2 separate regions of the Mus musculus genome follow, and region 2 is linked to region 1. The links are chromatin loops, found by intact Hi-C in ENCODE. Cell type or tissue: heart. All regions are shown on one strand.

Evidence for each region. A loop is a pair of places that touch in the nucleus more often than their neighbours do. Peaks named below come from ENCODE experiments on the same cell type or tissue, not always from the same donor. Only the 100,000 strongest peaks of a DNase experiment are listed, where the experiment ranks them.
Region 2: it touches region 1 in a loop (8-fold over the local background); 11 of 42 quality-filtered maps call a loop at or near these places.

What each region holds. Positions count from the first base shown.
Region 1 is chr8:124,736,387-124,744,386 of GRCm38, reverse strand. It overlaps Arv1 (ARV1 homolog, fatty acid homeostasis modulator), which reads right to left. Exons shown (of 6, transcript NM_001368372.1): 6 at 6,263-8,000. It overlaps Fam89a (family with sequence similarity 89, member A), which reads left to right. Exons shown (of 2, transcript NM_001081120.2): 2 at 3,086-4,130. The coding sequence ends at 3,343. Among named protein-coding and RNA genes, the nearest start is that of Fam89a, 11 kb to the left of the region's middle. In heart, a CTCF peak has its summit at 4,927 (motif pointing left); no DNase peak of the experiment used is centred here; H3K27ac peaks cover 399 bases.
Region 2 is chr8:124,824,434-124,832,433 of GRCm38, reverse strand. Trim67 (tripartite motif-containing 67) reads right to left here. Exons shown (of 10, transcript NM_198632.2): 7 at 7,578-7,716; 8 at 6,196-6,499; 9 at 4,173-4,335; 10 at 1-3,414. The coding sequence ends at 3,349. Among named protein-coding and RNA genes, the nearest start is that of 2810004N23Rik, 35 kb to the left of the region's middle. In heart, a CTCF peak has its summit at 4,835 (motif pointing right); DNase peaks (open chromatin) are centred at 293, 693, 4,853 and 5,473; H3K27ac peaks cover 237 bases; H3K27me3 peaks cover 2,388 bases.

The sequences.
Region 1 (8,000 bases):
TGAGGTCACCCTGTTTGCACGGCATGCATCTCCCTAGCTACTAAGAGGTTCCTTTTAAAGGGTCACCTCTACAGAGGATGGAGGCGAGCGCCTGTCCCCACAGTACTACAGGAGTTCAGAGTCATCCTCTGCTACTTAGTGAGTTTTGGCGAGCCTGGGCTACGTGAGAGCCTGTCTAAAGAAAGAAGAGTGTCTAGTTCTCTAAGCCCCATCACCTAGTGATGAGAGCTTCCCCCAACCTCAGTGAGTCTCTGGAACTTTAGTGACCCTTGACCCTCGTCTGAGACTATTCCTGCAATGGAGCCTATTGTTAGACCTGGGGAAAGGAAGCAGACCCTGGAGGGAAGAGCAGTGCAGGGCCGCACTACAGGGCCATGAGAAGGAAGAGCACAAGGAAGAGAGGAGAGAATGCAGAGAGGAAGCAGGCAGCCTGAGCAGAGACAGGAAGGACAAGCAGGGATTGAGCGAGCCCTTAGCCCTTAACATTGTCTCGTTAAGTCACAATAGAGGGTGGGAAACCACAGGGCTGAGAAGACTGACTTGTTGAAATAAGGCTCAAGTTTTCACAATGCTCCCTGAAAGAAGCTATCAGTTCTGAAGCCTGCTGTAGCTGGGAGGAGCAGAGGTATCCCTTGGGAACATGTGGGTGAGTCAAGAGATGGCAGGTGATGGGTGACTTAGGGATGGGGACAGTTCATTAACACTTTTTTCCTAGAAGGGCAAGCTGTCCTTGCCCTTAGGTGAGTTCACTATGTCCCGTAGTTCAGTCCTAGGGCATACACCCCTCCTCATCTCTATCCAGACCCCTTAGCACACAGTCTTCTGGGAGAGCCTGGGCTGGCCTACTGTGCTGCCCTCAAGCAGATGGGTTCTGATGACTTGGCAGGAGCCATGTAGGTGTGCTGTGAGCACACAGCATTGTCCAGCCATGGCTTCAGGGTTACCTGAGGGTTCCTAGCTGTGGCTAGGGTTCCCACTCTTGACATGACCCCACACTGGGACAAGGACAGACCTGTGTATTCACTCAGTCATCTGAAGCAGCCATGCTGAAGGCTGTCAGTGCTGCTCACACTCACCTCCTGTAGTTCAGGGAAATTCTGCTTAGTGGGAGGGAGTTAGTCTGGTGCCTGGAACATTTGCTCCCAGGAGCTGAGGCTGGTGTGATCATGCACGACTGTACTTAGGTGAAATCTGCCCATGTACTGGGCACATGTTCGGCCATGTAACAGGTATGTTGGGACCATGCTGTGTCTCTTAAGAGGGTCAGTTGTTTCTAGGCCAGTGTCAAATGCAATGACAAGACAGTTCTGAGTCATCCTTGTCCTGGGAATGTCCCTGGGTAACCAGGAAGACTTCACTCTGAAAAACCTGGCACCATGAGTCCCGGGTGACACGGGGTCATGACCTTGTCATCCAACAGTTTAAGAATCATGGAGCTTTTTTTTTGTCTCACCATGCGCTGACCCCATGAGGTGAATGTTAGCATCTGCTCACAACTACTTGGTCTTTCTGTGGTCTGTTCTTGACATGAGAAACAGAGTATTAAGGTCTTTCACCCAATGGTGGAACAGTAACAGGGCAGGAGACACGTGTCATATAAGCATCTTCTTGAACATTTTAAGCAGACACAGGTTAGAGTCTTGGGAGGTATTGTTTTAGTGAAGTTGAATCTGAGAGCAGGCAGGTGCGTAGGAATTACATAGAACCTCAGGCTGTAGGGGTTGTGTTCACATCTGCAATAGAATCTGGGAACACAGGTGCCATGTAGGGGGGAGGATTTGACCAGGACATCCTAATGAGAAAAGCCTACATGCTGTTTTGTCTTCTGATGCTATCACTATGTAGCTCAGGCTGGCCTCAAATTCACAATCCCCCTGCCTCAGCTTCCCAGGTACTGGGAGATGTCAGCCATGTTCTACCATGTCTGCATTGACTGTCTACCTTTCTTAGGCCATAGGGTGTGTGCTGCCTTCAGGTCTCTAAAACAAGGTTAGGAAAGTGACATTAGGTCTGTCTGTATGTGGGGTAGTCACCGAGAGGTTGGGACTGTGTAATAAGTTTGCCTCTGATTGGAATCCCATAAATAGCATTGGTGGGCTGCCCTCCCAGAGCCTCAGGTTAGCACCCCAGGTCTGGGCTTACTGGGGTCTTTCTCTTTCCCTGGGCCATTTTGGTCCTGCCTTTCATCTTGTCTGACCATACTGTGGAGCTGCTGAGCAGGAAGCAGGCGGCGCTTTCTCAAGTGCTCCGTGTAACTCTTGACCTGTTAAAAGTTCGGGTGTGTGGGTTCCCCTGTGAGTCTGTGCATTGTCCCTTCCTTTGGGATTGATGGGACCCATGCTTTTCTAGTCCTGGCTGCTTTTTGTCATAGGGCAGGCAGGAGGGAGGGAAGGAGGGAGGGAGGGAGGGAGGGAGGGAGGGAAAGATGGACTGCAGATGCACAGCATCCCCCGCGCACGCTCCTTGTCCCTGGCACTTGCTTTTGTGACCTTTCCAGAAGGTGCTGTGAGCCTCCATCATTGGTCTCTTCCTAGTTCATTGTCTTGGGGAGGGACCACACTAGGCCCTGTCAGAAGAGAGAGCACTGAACTCTGCCATGCCTGGAGAACCCTGCAGCAGATGGTGTTGCTACAGCGGGGTAGCTGTGAGACCTTGTCTCTGGCCAGGGGTAATCTGCCACCTAGGAATGACAGAATGTGGGGTCTTGGCAGGGTTGCAAGGGGTCTTCTCTGAGTCTGGGCGTGGGGAGCATCAATGTCTTTGGGACTTGGGATTCACAATGAATGGAGCTGAGGCGCCCAGAACATGCACTGCTGTGCGTCACTGGGTGTGTCTGTGAAGCATCAGAACAAATTCAGGCTGGGCTCGCTGGGCTGCAGGTGTGGACTCACCCACTCACGTCTGAGGTATTGAATGACATGGTGGAAGTATGTGTCTGCCTGGAACTCCAGAGCATCCCACAGATACCACCTTCAGCCCTTCTGAGGGAAGGAATGTGTGAGCCCAGGTGGAACTCAGGCTGGGTGTTCAACAGAGTGAAAGTCCAGGACTGACTTGGTTTCTACTTCCTCTCCTTTCTCTCAAGGTCGGCCTCCGACAGCTGGACATGTCCTTGCTCTGCCAACTGTACAGCCTCTACGAGTCCATTCAGGAGTACAAGGGAGCGTGCCAGGCAGCCTCCAGTCTGGACTGCACCTATGCGCTGGAGAATGGCTTCTTCGACGATGAGGAGGACTTCCAGGAGCAGGGCTCTCTGCAGGACGGGCAGCACCATGGCTCTCCCAGGGACCAGTCGCCCCTTACCCACCTCTCCAGCAGTGACTGGATTCTGGAGTCCATCTAGTGCCTCTGGAGGGGTCTGTCAACACAGACTGGCAGCCTCTGTTTCTCTTCTTGCAAGAAAGTCCTTCAGCCTCTTCATGGTGGACAGTCTGCGGGCACATGGGGACATGCACCACTTGTTTAACTTGTGGGTGTGGAGTTCACTGACATAGGGGACGGCCTGCTTAGTTGGCTGCACGGTCTTACAGGTGACCCAGAGGCAGGTTAGAATATCCTAGATGCCATTAGTAGCACCTGCTGGAAGCTCTGACTGAAGGGTTCCGTGTGGAAAGCCTTCACGGGCATCGGGTGAGGCTGCGCTCAGCAGGCTTCTTTGTAGGTGACAGCTGTGTTGTGCCCTCTTTGGCGTGTGGGATATGAAGAGCAGCATGCCCGGAACCCGCAGGGCAGTCTGCATCTCTTCTTGCCACCGCTTAGCCGTTAGCCCCTTTGCTCATTTATTTGAAAGCTGCATCAATGATTTTCCAGGAACTCCTGAGAGCTTTCTAGAAGGAGGAAATATTCTGCCACACTGGTCAACTGCTTTTCTGCAACTACTAAAACTGACATCGGGTATAGGTAGAGAGAAAAAAAACCAAACATGAATATACATTCAATTCTAGGGTTGGTGGGTGGCGGGGTGAGGAAACAAATCCTGGGACAACCTAGTATTTGTATCACCCGCCATGAGATGGTGGCTTGTGGTTACAGACTCTGATTGTAAACTTCAGTGCTGGAAAACATTGTTTCCAAGCAGTACTTACCCGAAGCCTTAATATTATTTATTAAAACACTTTATGAAAGTTTCACCCTCTGTGGTTAAACATGTGTAGAATGCTCTTGGCACGTACTGTTTTGATGGGAGGTGTGGGGATGTGGCCCAGTGGGTCCAGCACGTACTGTTTTGATGGGAGGTCTGGGGATGTGGCCCAGTGGGTCCAGCACGTACTGTTTTGATGGGAGGTCTGGGGATGTGGCTCAGTGGGTCCAGCACGTACTGTTTTGATGGGAGGTCTGGGGATGTGGCCCAGTGGGTCCAGCACGTACTGTTTTGATGGGAGGTCTGGGGATGTGGCCCAGTGGGTCCAGCACGTACTGTTTTGATGGGAGGTCTGGGGATGTGGCTCAGTGGGTCCAGCACGTACTGTCTTGATGGGAGGTCTGGGGATGTGGCTCAGTGGGTCCAGCAGGTCCCTAGCGTGTCAGAGGCCTGAGGTTTGACCTTAGCAGCATATCCACTGGGTGTGGCGCTGTACGCCTGTAATCCCAGTGCTGAGGTGGACGCTGGAGGATCGTAAGTTCGAGGTCATCCTTGGCAACACAGCGTTCAGGGCCATCCTGGGCTATCCTTTCTAAAACAATACAAGGATTTTATTGAGTTCACAGTTACTCAGAACCTGAATGTGGGCCCAATCCAACACACACTGAAAGGTCAGGGTTTGGCTTCTTTTTTGACATTAAGTCAATTTTAAGACATTTCTCGGTTAAGGTTGGACAGTCATTTCATTGGTACCAGACCACATTTGCAGCAAGATTTCACCTTGTGTCTTGGAACAGGCCAAGTTGCTCCTCTGTTAGTGAGCTGTCTGCACATCAGTGCCCTCTTGAGGCCAGGTGTGGTTAGTACAACTTAACTATTAAACAGCTGTCTGAACTTTTCCTGGGGACAGACTAGTATGTACTCACTCAGATGGGGCAATTACCCAAAAGTCCAACCTGGCTAACCAATAAGCTTATTCATGCTACTTACTGGAGTGCCAGTGACCCCCCCAAACAACCACACCTTCAGATAGCCCCTCTCCAGGATGGCCGATGACCTCCCATGGCTGTGCAGATGAAGGTCCTTGACCCACCCCACCACCCCTGAAGCTGTCCTCTCACACTCTCTCTATGCACACTCTCACCTCCAAGGCCAGGAGGCAAGATGCAGCTGGGACATCACTCCACAGAGCTGGGATAGCTTTGTGGCAAGGGACGGATGACTCTCAGGGGAGGGCATTAGTTAGTCAACTCAGTCAGCTGAGGAACTGCCTCCCCCAGACTGACCTGTGAGCCTATCTGGGGTTGCTTCTCGATTGATGATTGATGTGGGAGGGCCCAGCCTACTGTAAGCTGTGCTGTGCTGCCCCTGGGCAGGTGGTCCCAGAAGGATCAAGCCAGTGAACAGCCGTCTACCAGGCGGGTCCTTGCTTTCCCTGATGATGGAATGGACCGTGTAAGAAGAAAGAAACACTTTCCTCCTCTGGGTTGTTTTTGGTCAGTGTTTTATCACAGCAAACTAGGACAGGCAGCATTCAGTGGCACAACAGCCCGAGCGTTAACATGTCTGTGCTATAAGGAAGGAGGTTAGTCAGTGGAGGGGTACTCTGCTCAGTACTCAAAGGGAAGTGGGTCAGTGCCTTTCCACTGGCCGGTGACAGGATGGTTCAGGCGGGACATGAAATAGAAAGCAGGAAATCTAGTCAGCCGAAGGGCCCTGCTTCGAGGCTGTCTTGTTTCACTGAGATAAACCCTGGGTCTGCTGCTCTTACCGCTGACTGCTCCAGCAGAAGTGCCTCACCCCAAATCTGGATTTAAAAAAAAACCCACTCTATGTGCATTGGTGTTTACCCACAAGCATGTTTGTGTGAGGGTATCTGATCCCTTGGAAGTGGAGTTACAGACAGCTGTGAGCTCCGCCTCCCCCCCCCCCCCCCGAATTCTCTGAAAGAGCAGCCAATGCTCTTAACTGCGGAGCCATCTCTCCGGGCCCCCAAATCTGGATATTATTAGTAAGTGATGCAACCTACTGCTGGAGGGGTGAGAGTGCTTGCAGAGGGAGGTACAGGATGGTAGGTAAGGGCATGTCCCACCATGCACTTCTCCATCAGCCTGGTACTATGCATAATCACCTTTATTCCCCTAATAGCTGCCTAATAAAAACTCACATGACACAATAAAATGGCTTTTTAGTGCAGTTTTTGTTTTTTTTAAGTGGGTGGGTTCATAAGTCAGGACAAAGGCTGGGCAGACTGAATGAAACCAGACTTTGGAAAACAGCCTCGGTGGGGAAGATAAGGAATCCTGCTTGTTTTAAGATACTCAAGGCAGCTCTGACTTTGACTCCAATGCGGAGCAGGTGCCTGTCTGTTTCCTGCCAATTGTGTCCCCACTGGGTGACTCCTGCAGAGTGCAGGAAGCAGGTGGCAGTGGAAACCTTTTGGTCAGAATGGAGTACACCCCACACTGCTGGCCTCAGAGCTGGCCATGCGGCTCAGTGGTGAGGTGCTTAGAGCTTCTTGCCCTACACCCACAGGTGAGAGCTCTACTCCCTTTGGCAGTGAGCACTGACGCCCTAGGTGGGTAATGCCACTGGTGGTTCCCACAGGAGGGGAGGGGGACACTTGATTAGATGGAGACTATGGTGATGCTGGCCAGTGATAGGCCAGGGAGTGTACACAGCAGCTGTCCCTAAAACAGTGTGTAGGGACACACTTCCAGGGGGAGCGCAGCTTGGGGCACACACAAACCCACCTCCAGGCTCTCTGTCTGCCTTCCCTGTTCAGGACTGAGCACATTCTAAGCCTCCTAGCTGCAGGCCCCTGGTGCAGACTATTAGGCACTTCCATGCTTTCTCGGACAGCTCATCCCAAGAGCCACACCCAACAAGACATGGGGTAGGGGATCCTGTGTCATACTTGAGGCTCTGGCTTTGGCGCACCTTCTCTGGTGATGCTGCAGAAGCCAGGGCTATTTTGGCTTTAAGCTGGAAGGGTTTCTCTTTACAGTAGATCTCTCACTTTATAATGAGGTCTGTGGCCGTGCAGCAGTCAGACAGTTACCACTGTGGGGTCCCTGGGATGTTCTCTTCCCTTCATCAATGCTTCCTTCAGAGACACAGACTGAAGCCTGGTTCTAGTCATCCGAGCGCTCTACTTAACAAACGTCTGGTCTCGCTTCCCTGCAAGTGTATCTGAAGGGTGGTAAACTAGTCTCTTTCCTAACAAAGAAATATGGACCTCCAGAGACCTGCCACTAGGCACTCAGATACACAGGGGCTGCTCATCAGACAGAGGAGGAGGAGGAGGAGGAGGAGGAGGAGGAAGAAGAGGAGGAGGAAGAGGAGGAGGAAGAGGAGGAGGACTCAGTCTCATCACATCTCCTGTGTGATCCTAAACACTCCCATTAGCCATTTTGTGGTTTCAATCTTACTGTTAAGCTTTCTGATCAATTTGACCTTGCAAATATATACAAATATCCTTCTTGGCTCCCACGCACTATACTGTCTCCCCAGTTTGGCCCAAAGGGCTCAGATACTAGGACACAGAGCACCTGTCCCTGCTCACTGGGAGCGTGCTGTCTGCAGCACTTAAAGCAGCATGCTCTCTGGGCATTGAAAACACGAGTGGGCAGTCAGCTGTCAGCACTGAAGGTTTCTCCTTTGAAAAGGCCATTCTATATGGCCAGGGTGATTTCAAACTCTCCATCCTCCTGCCTCACCTCCTGGGTGCCAGGATTACAGGGAATACAACACCTGGCTTCAGCCCGTTTATCAGTGTGGTCACGAGGCAGGCTTTCTACCATGGCTGGTGTGCCTGTGCATTTCCTTGTTCTCAATTAATACTCTGTGTGCATGCCTGTGTGTGTGTGTGTGCGTGTGTGTCCGGGGACAACCTGCAGAAGCTGGTTCTCTCCTTCCA
Region 2 (8,000 bases), 88 kb before region 1:
GCTCAGTAAAGTGGTCACCCCTACCCCTTCTCTCACAGAGCTTGTCCATGTTTCAGGGCCCACCCTGCTATCAGCATATTGCTCCCTGGCTCTGGATTCCTTCAGGCCACAGGGCAGCTAAGGACATTTTGGAACCACATAAAGATCTGAAGGTACAGCCTGGACCACACACGGTGTGAGACTGCCAAGGTTGGTGCCTGTCTCCTAAAACTGGGGCTGTGTTCCCAGACAGGACAGAGAAGGAAAAACCTGCTCTGTGGGCACTGCTGTCCTGCTGAGAGGGAAGAGGTGCTGTGTGTAGAGTGGGTGCCAGTGGGTACTTATCAAGGACACTCATTCAAAAGGAATTGACGTTCATTGACTCACCCAGAGAACAGGCTCAGGAGCTGAATTTCCTTCTCGCGGACATTTGACAGACTTACCCCGAGGTCCTTCTCAGTGGCTCACAAAGGAAGGCCTTATGCTGGTATCACTCATATACAGCAGCGGAACCTCAGTGCCAGCTGCTAAGGACTCCATGGGATAGAACCCCATGATCCCAGGGCCTTGCCACTTTTCCAGTTGCCTCAAACCCGAATCATGAGACCCCGTCTTACCCTACTCTCCTCCATGCGTTCTTGTCCCTGAAAGGCGCCCTGTGCAGAAGGCAGGGGAGAGGTGGCTGTGCAGGGCTGCCTGGGCTGTCCCTGGCACCAGCATATTGCTTCTGGGCTCCAGTGAGCAAAGGGAGACAGCTAGCCCCGCCCACTCATACTCCTGTGGGGGGCGGGGAGCTGGCTCTGCTGTGTTCAACCCCAGGGAACCTCCTTAAAGAGGTCATCTGAGTTGGATGTGGTGCTCACCTCTGTAATCCCAGTACTCAGGAGGCTGAGGCAGGAGGATTGCTGTGAGTTCAAGGCTAGCCTGAGCTGTATAGTGAATTCCAGGCCAGCCTGGGCTACAGTGTGAGACCATGTCTCAAACAAAACAAGAAGAAAAAAGAGGAGGAGGAGGAAGAAGAGGAAGAGAAGGAGAAGGAGAAAGAAGAGGAAGAGGTAGAAGAGGAGGAGAGGAGGAGGAAGAAGAGAAGAGGAGGGGAAAGAGGAGGAAGAGGAAGAGAAGAGGAGGGGGAAGAGGAGAAGGAAGACAAAGAAAGGAGGAGAGAAGAGGGGAGGAGGAGGAAGAAGAGGAAGAGGAGGAGGAAGAGGAGGTGAAAGAGGAACAAGAGGAGGAGGGGGAGGAGGAGGAAAGTGGCCTCCTGAAGAGTTGGAGGCTCAGTGCAAGGCCAAGGCTTGGGTTCTCCAGCACCAAAAAAGAAAAAAAAAAAAGAAAAGAAAGGAAGGAAGGAAGGAAGGAAGGAAGGAAGGAAGGAAGGAAGGAAGGAAGGAAGGAAGGAAGAAGAAAAAGTCACCTGGGATTGTGGTCACTTTCTCATCTCCCCAAAGCCACCCACAGGTGCAGATTGGCTCAAGTGACTCCTGCTTCCCAGGAAGGTGATTGGCCCAGGCTTTGAGACTGTAAAGATTCTCTGTGGCCAGCCTTTCTGCCCTGTTCTTACTCCAGGGTTTCTGGTTTCTCTTCCACAAGACACCCAAATCCCTGGACCACCCCTGACCACAACTTCCTGGGCCAGGAAGGCAGAGGTTCCTCCATGTTCTTCCCTTTGAAGTACCTGTGCCTCCTTTTCAGAGCTGTGGCTGTGGCTGTGGCTAGACTGTAGGAAAGGGACAACGGAAGCTGCAGAGCAACTGAGGATGGCAGCGGCAGCGGCCGGGGTCCTGCGGCTGCCCCGAGGGCTCGAGATGGAGCTGTGAGCCACTTAGCAGGAAGAGAGTCCAGAGAGGCCAAGGCTATGCCTATGCAATGAATATGGCCCCAGGGCCCAGTGCGGAGGCTGGACAGTGCTGAAGGGCTCCTGGTGATGTTGGAGTGTTTGAGGAAACAAGGACCAAGAGAAAGAATTCTGAGGTAGGACTGGCGGGTCTGTGCAGCCCAGTAGTGGGTACTTGGGAACTGGTGCAGGGCCTGAGCACAGAATCGGCAAGGAAGCACAGTTGGGGTCGGCGTGCAGGTATGTCTGATAAAAACAGCCCCGCTGACAGGCAAGTCATTTCTCTGTGTAGAACGTAACGCCCGATGAGATGATGAGATGATTTCTTTGCAAGGGATTGAGCAAGGTTGCTACCAGGCAGAGCTGGTGGCTGCAGGAGAGAGACAGGAAGTGAGCACACAGGGCCGGAAGGCAGGATGACTCCGTGTGGAACTCCCCAGCAAGGGTAGTGCTCCTCGGAAGAAGGAAGACTCGGCTGCATCCCAGGGAACCCTGGCTCATGTGAAAAGAGAAGTTGTAGGGTGTCGCCATCTAGTTTCAGCCTTTCTCTGGGGTCTCATCTGTCTCATCGTGACAGAGCCACCCCTGTCGCCACCAGGGTCGCTCCTTGTGTTCATGATGCTTCAAAGAGGGCACCGGGTGAAGCCGTAAGAGCTTACTGAGATGCACAGTCTGTCTTCCCAGGGTCTGCCGCCTCTGTGATCAAGGCCCAGCCCAGGAAGGCGGTGCAGATATATGTCCAGCAATTTCTGTGGAAGCAGGTTCTAGAAAAAGCCACCACTGTGCAAAGACGTGTCACTGTCTTGGATTCCAGTGTTTCTACTCATAACTAAGAACTGAGTGAATAAAATATAACAGATTGTTACACATACACACACATGTGTGTGAGAGTGTGTGTGTGTGTGTGTGTGAGAGAGAGAGAGAGAGAGAGAGGTCAACAGCACATGGGTAATGATACAGACCCTAAGGAAGCCTTTCTGAAGGGTCCTAGCAGTTCATTAATGACTAATGTCCCTTTCAAATTAGTTTGCAGTGTATTGAAAACTGCATATCCCAGAGGCTCAAGGTCCGTTTCTTCCCGCAGAGGTGACAAACTGTCAGCCTGGGACTCCATAAAGGAACAGAGTCCTAGCAATGGGTTACAGGCAGGCATGGAGTAACATCACGGGGCTGATCCATCCTGGGATACCAGTCTCAGAGTCTGCCTTCTCCTCTCCCTCCAGGAAAACAAAAAACAAAAACTTAAGAGGAAATCAAAGTTTTTAAACAGATGTCAGAAAATATAAGCCGGAAACAAAAGGTGTCCATCTTGAGGGCACCCTGGGGGGGACCATAGCCCTGTGGCATTGAGGTGAAAGGCCACTCCTGATATAGGCGGCCACAGTATGGTCGTGGGGCTCGCATGTGATTCATTCTCAGTTCCCCCAGAAAAGCGTCTTCAGATGTCCGCTGGCTGCTGGCACCCAGGACTTTCTGTTATGCCCTGGTCCTCCGTGAAGCCCTCCATCACGGCCAGCTAGGCAGCGGGAGCCACCAGGCTAGTTGCCTGACAGCTTTGGCCGTCCCAGGTTTGTTGGCACCTCCAGTCCTGTGTGCAGGGTGACCTGGAAAAGATGAAACCAGCAGGAGTTGGTTGGGTGGCAGAGTACTTGCACACTACGTACAAGACCCTGGGTCCCAGCCCTAACACAGGAGGAAGGCAGGAGACAGAGGAGATAGAGGAGCGGAAAGAGGGGCAGGAGAGGCTGTCCATAGCACAGAACACCTGACGTAGCACCGCGACCACGTGCCGGAGAACTCATGCTATGGATTTTATTACTCATCTGTCTCCCCCATATGGCTAAGGCCCATGCCACTTTGTGCTTTCTGCCTCATAACCGGAGCTACAGTAACGAGCAGATGGGTTCACTGGCATGAGCCGCAGAGCCCTGCGGCAAAGAGGCTCTGCTTCTCGCAGCCGAGTCTCTGAGCCTGCTGCTGTCTCTTCCAGCTCTCACTGTGACCCTCAAATCGCCCCTTTACGTAACCAACACCGGACTGTTGTGGAAACACTTGCAGGGCAATAGACACATGGCAGGTCCCTTAATAGATCCAGGGACAGAGGGAGTCTGTTAGAAGCAAAGGATGCCCCCATCTAGCTTGTGTTAGGAGCTCCTGTACCATCCAATCCCCTGGGGCACTGAGCCCCTGCTCCTTCCTGGAGCCCCATGGAGCTTGTTTGCTCCAAAAGGTCGTATGTACAGTCCTTAGCAGAAGACTGCCTATCTGATGAGCGAGGTGGTCCGTTCTCATTACAGTACTCATTGTTCAGGAAGCAGAGAAGTGGGCGGGACTGGGCGAGCCACCTGTGTCTCTAAGGTACCTGCACGTTTCGGTTGAGGCTGAGGGCAGGCATGAAGACCCCATCCACGTGGCTGAAGGCTGTGGGGCCCTGCTGTTGCCCATTGATGAAGAAGGTCAGAGTGTGTTTGTTTAGGTCCAGCAGCACACCCACAGTGGCCCCCTTGCACACACCGCCTTCAGTCCTGGGAAGATAAACCAGGAAAACCTATCATCACACCTAGGTCATGATGTGACAGTAACTCAGGACAGCTTCATTCAAACCTAGCCACCAAGTGTGTGTGTGTGTGTGTGTGTGTGTGTGTATGTATGTGCCAGCCACAAGAGAACACAGCTCTAAGGGACCAAAGCTACTCAGCCCCTTCTTATCCACAGCATCTGAGACCTACATGCCTTTGAGCTGGGAGGAACTTTAAGTAATAGACCTGGAAGACTTTTCCTAGAACCCTCTGTGCCCTTCAGCAGACATGCCCTTCATTAACTAAGGGTTCCCTTGACATGACCTTGTTCAGCCCTGGGAGGAAACTGAGTCCTCGGTTAGGATTGAGCCAGGGGCAGAAGTGAGAAGAGACCCTGACATGAACTCTTTACAAGGACCTGGTGGGAAGAGCAGGTGTCCTGGAGGTGCCTTAGGGTCTGGTGGAGAAGCGTCCAACAGACTGGGCAGTCAGTGCGATTCTAATTATGGCCACCAGATGGCAGTAGTAACAAGTCTGACCTGCCAGTTTTCCATGAACTCACCCCCTACGATCAAGGTCAGGTCTGGGAGCAGGGTCTGGCTTCTGAGAAAGCTTTTGCCCCGCAAAAGCACCCAATGCATGCTTGAGTTCATTACTGCCACCATCAGAATGTCTAGGTACTGGGCTTGCTCAAGCACACAGGCATGGAACTGGTAGGCCAGGGTGGTCTTGGCCTCTTTGTGGGTTAGAGGTGGAGGGAGGTCACCTGGTAAACCTATATCACCTGGTCGGCCTCATCGCTTATTCTGCAGTACCGGGCCAGACGAATTTACTTGGTTAACCTGCAGTGCCTGCTAAGTTCCACGGCCCAGCTTGAGAGTCTAGCTGCTGCCCCTCCCACAATCCTTTGGAGCAGAGGACATTACCAGTGAAAAGATAGTGATCAGGTAGGGGGATCTGAGGGTCCTCAGGCAAGTTCCTGGCCAAACTAGACTTGGTTTTCCTGGGAGAGAAGCTGGGTTACTCGTTGTGAAGAGAGCAGTCAGAGCTGCTTGGAAGAGCAGCGAGAACCCAGGAGCCCTGGTGGCAGCCCTACCCTGCCAGGAGCCCAGGGAGGTCAGCTCCTTGGGATTGGCTTCTTTATGCTTTCCCTGCGGCAGCGCCAGGGTCATTCCAGGCAAAGCAGTAGCCGTGGCAATGACTCCTCCTCCCTCTGCGGGAAACAAGTATCCCATTAGTGTTGCGCAGTGACTCAGGCTTAGCAAGAGGGTTGCAGAAAGAACTGGAGCAAGACCAGTAAGAAAACCGCAAATTAAAGCTCTCAGTGGAAAGGCACTACTGTGAGGCCAGCTGGGGGACAGAGAGCCACTGAGCCAGAACTGCCTCCTCTCCCCCACACCATCAAGTACTTTCAGTTGTGACACAGGCAAATGGTTCACACTTCACCTAGTCTTTCTCCAAAACCCCTGGAACTACAGAACAAAGTGCATAAAAAATGGCTCCTCCGGCTAACCGACCGGAGGAGCAGAGGTCCTGAATTCAGTTCCCAGCAACCATATGATGGCTCACCCATCTGTACAGCTACAGTGTACTCATATGCATTAAAGAAAGTAAGAAAGAGAGAAAGAAAGAAAGAAAGAAAGAGAGAGAGAGAGAGAGAGAGAGAGAGAGAGAGAGAGAAAGAGAGAGAGAGAGAGAAAGAAAGAAAGAAAGAAAGAAAGAAAGAAAGACAGAAAGAGAGAAAGAAAGAGAGGAAGAAAGAAAACTTTTTAAAAGACAGCTCCTCCCCCAACACCTGGGACAATCAGAGAACCTTGTCCCCGCCCCTGAATCTGCGGGCTAAGTGGGGGTTCAGGGAGCACGCACCTGTTGGTATGGGAGTTACAGTGCATGAACCAGCTGCGGTTGTTGTCCACGTACATGGCCCAGGCCTTGTCATCCTTGCCTAGCATCATATCTTTGACCACGCTGGCCCTGGCCACTCCGAAGGCTGGGTCCGGGTGGTTGTCATAGCGGTCCACGTGCAGCTCCCAGTAGTGCACGCCTTTGGAGAAGGCAGCTGTGCCTAGCACCACCCGGTCATCATAGCTGCTGCAAGTAGCCGTCTGGTTGTCATTGGATAAGATGATGTCCCGATGGCCAGAGTTGGGGTCAAAGGTGAACCAGGCCACTGGAAAGGAAGAAGGCAGGTAGAGCAGGCACAAGAATCTCTGTTTCCTGCCCCTCTTATCCCCCCATCTTTCCCCCAACACAACACACATTTTTTCTGTACAGCCAAGGTGACTGATAGACTTAGTTGCTTCTAACAGAGTCGATTCATTGCCGCCAGTGGTCTATGTGGGATACACACACACACTCACATATACACAGTCACACTCTGTGCTGATTGGCTTTTGTCAACTTGACAGAAATCTAGATTATCTGGGAAGAGGGAACCTAGATTCAGAAAATGCCTCTATAAGATTTGCCCAGGGGCTGGAGAGATGGCTCCGTGGTTAAGAGCACTGACTGCTCTACCAAAGGTCCTGAGTTCAAGTCCCAGCAACCACGTGGTGGCTCACAACCATCCATAATGAGATCTGATGCCCTCTTCTGGGGTGTCTGAAGACAGCTACAGTGTACTTACATATGATAAATAAATAAGTCTATGGGAGTATTGTCCTGACTCAAGATTGACAGGGGAGGGCCCAGTCCACTGTGGGTGGTGCCACTCCTAGGCAGGTGGTTCTGAGTTATATTAGAAAGCAGGCTGAGCAAGCCAGCAAGCAGCAGCCCTCCATGGCCTCTGTTTCAGTTCCTGCCCTGACTTCTACAGTTGTAAGATGAAATATATCCTCTCCTCCCCAGGTTGATTTTGGTCATAGTCTTTGTCACAGCAATAGAATCCACCCCCCCCCCTTCCCTGCTCTGTGTCTCTGTGTTGCCCAAGTTTTCTTCCACAGATCCAGCCTTGCTAGGGAGCACAGACGTGCAGGCCGATTGGCCCCACAGCCAGGTCTATTCCCTGGAGCTCTGACTCCTACCATCTCCTCAAATGGCCCAGGTACTGTTAGAGGTGACAGAGGAAGTGTCTATCCATGGCCCACCCTGTAGGTAGGAGATTGAAACACAAAGAGGAGACAAGATGTGGCCAAGGTCAAACTCTTAAGCCCCATAGAATGAGGACACTGGCTTCTTCCTGCTCCTGCCCTGCCCCCACCCCCAGGATATGGGCAGAGAGGCAGAATGCACGGCTGAGGGTTGCTCACCGTCGGAGGTCTGCAGGACCACAGTCTTGCTGTAGGGCCCAACACCAGAGGAGTTGAAGGCTTTGACTCTGGCATTGTAGGTGCTATTAAAGTGCAGCCCGTCAATGGTGCACAGGGTCTCCTTGCCAACATACACCTCCTGAAAGAGCAAGGACACTCACTCGGCCACAGAGCTTCCAGAAGTTCCCCTCACACCAACTGGAGTACCAGATGAGAGAAGTTCCAACCTGTGCTGTTTACCTTCATGGGGCCTCTCAAATTGCTAGCCCCTCTGTCTCAGGGCACCAGCAAGACAGGGCTGCAGGGGTGAAACTATCCTAGGATGGTCCCCAAAAGCACTCTGCCTCCACCATCAGACTGCTCTCTGCCTCCACTATCAGTGCTCTCTGCCTCCACCATCAGACTGCTCTCTGCCTCCACTAT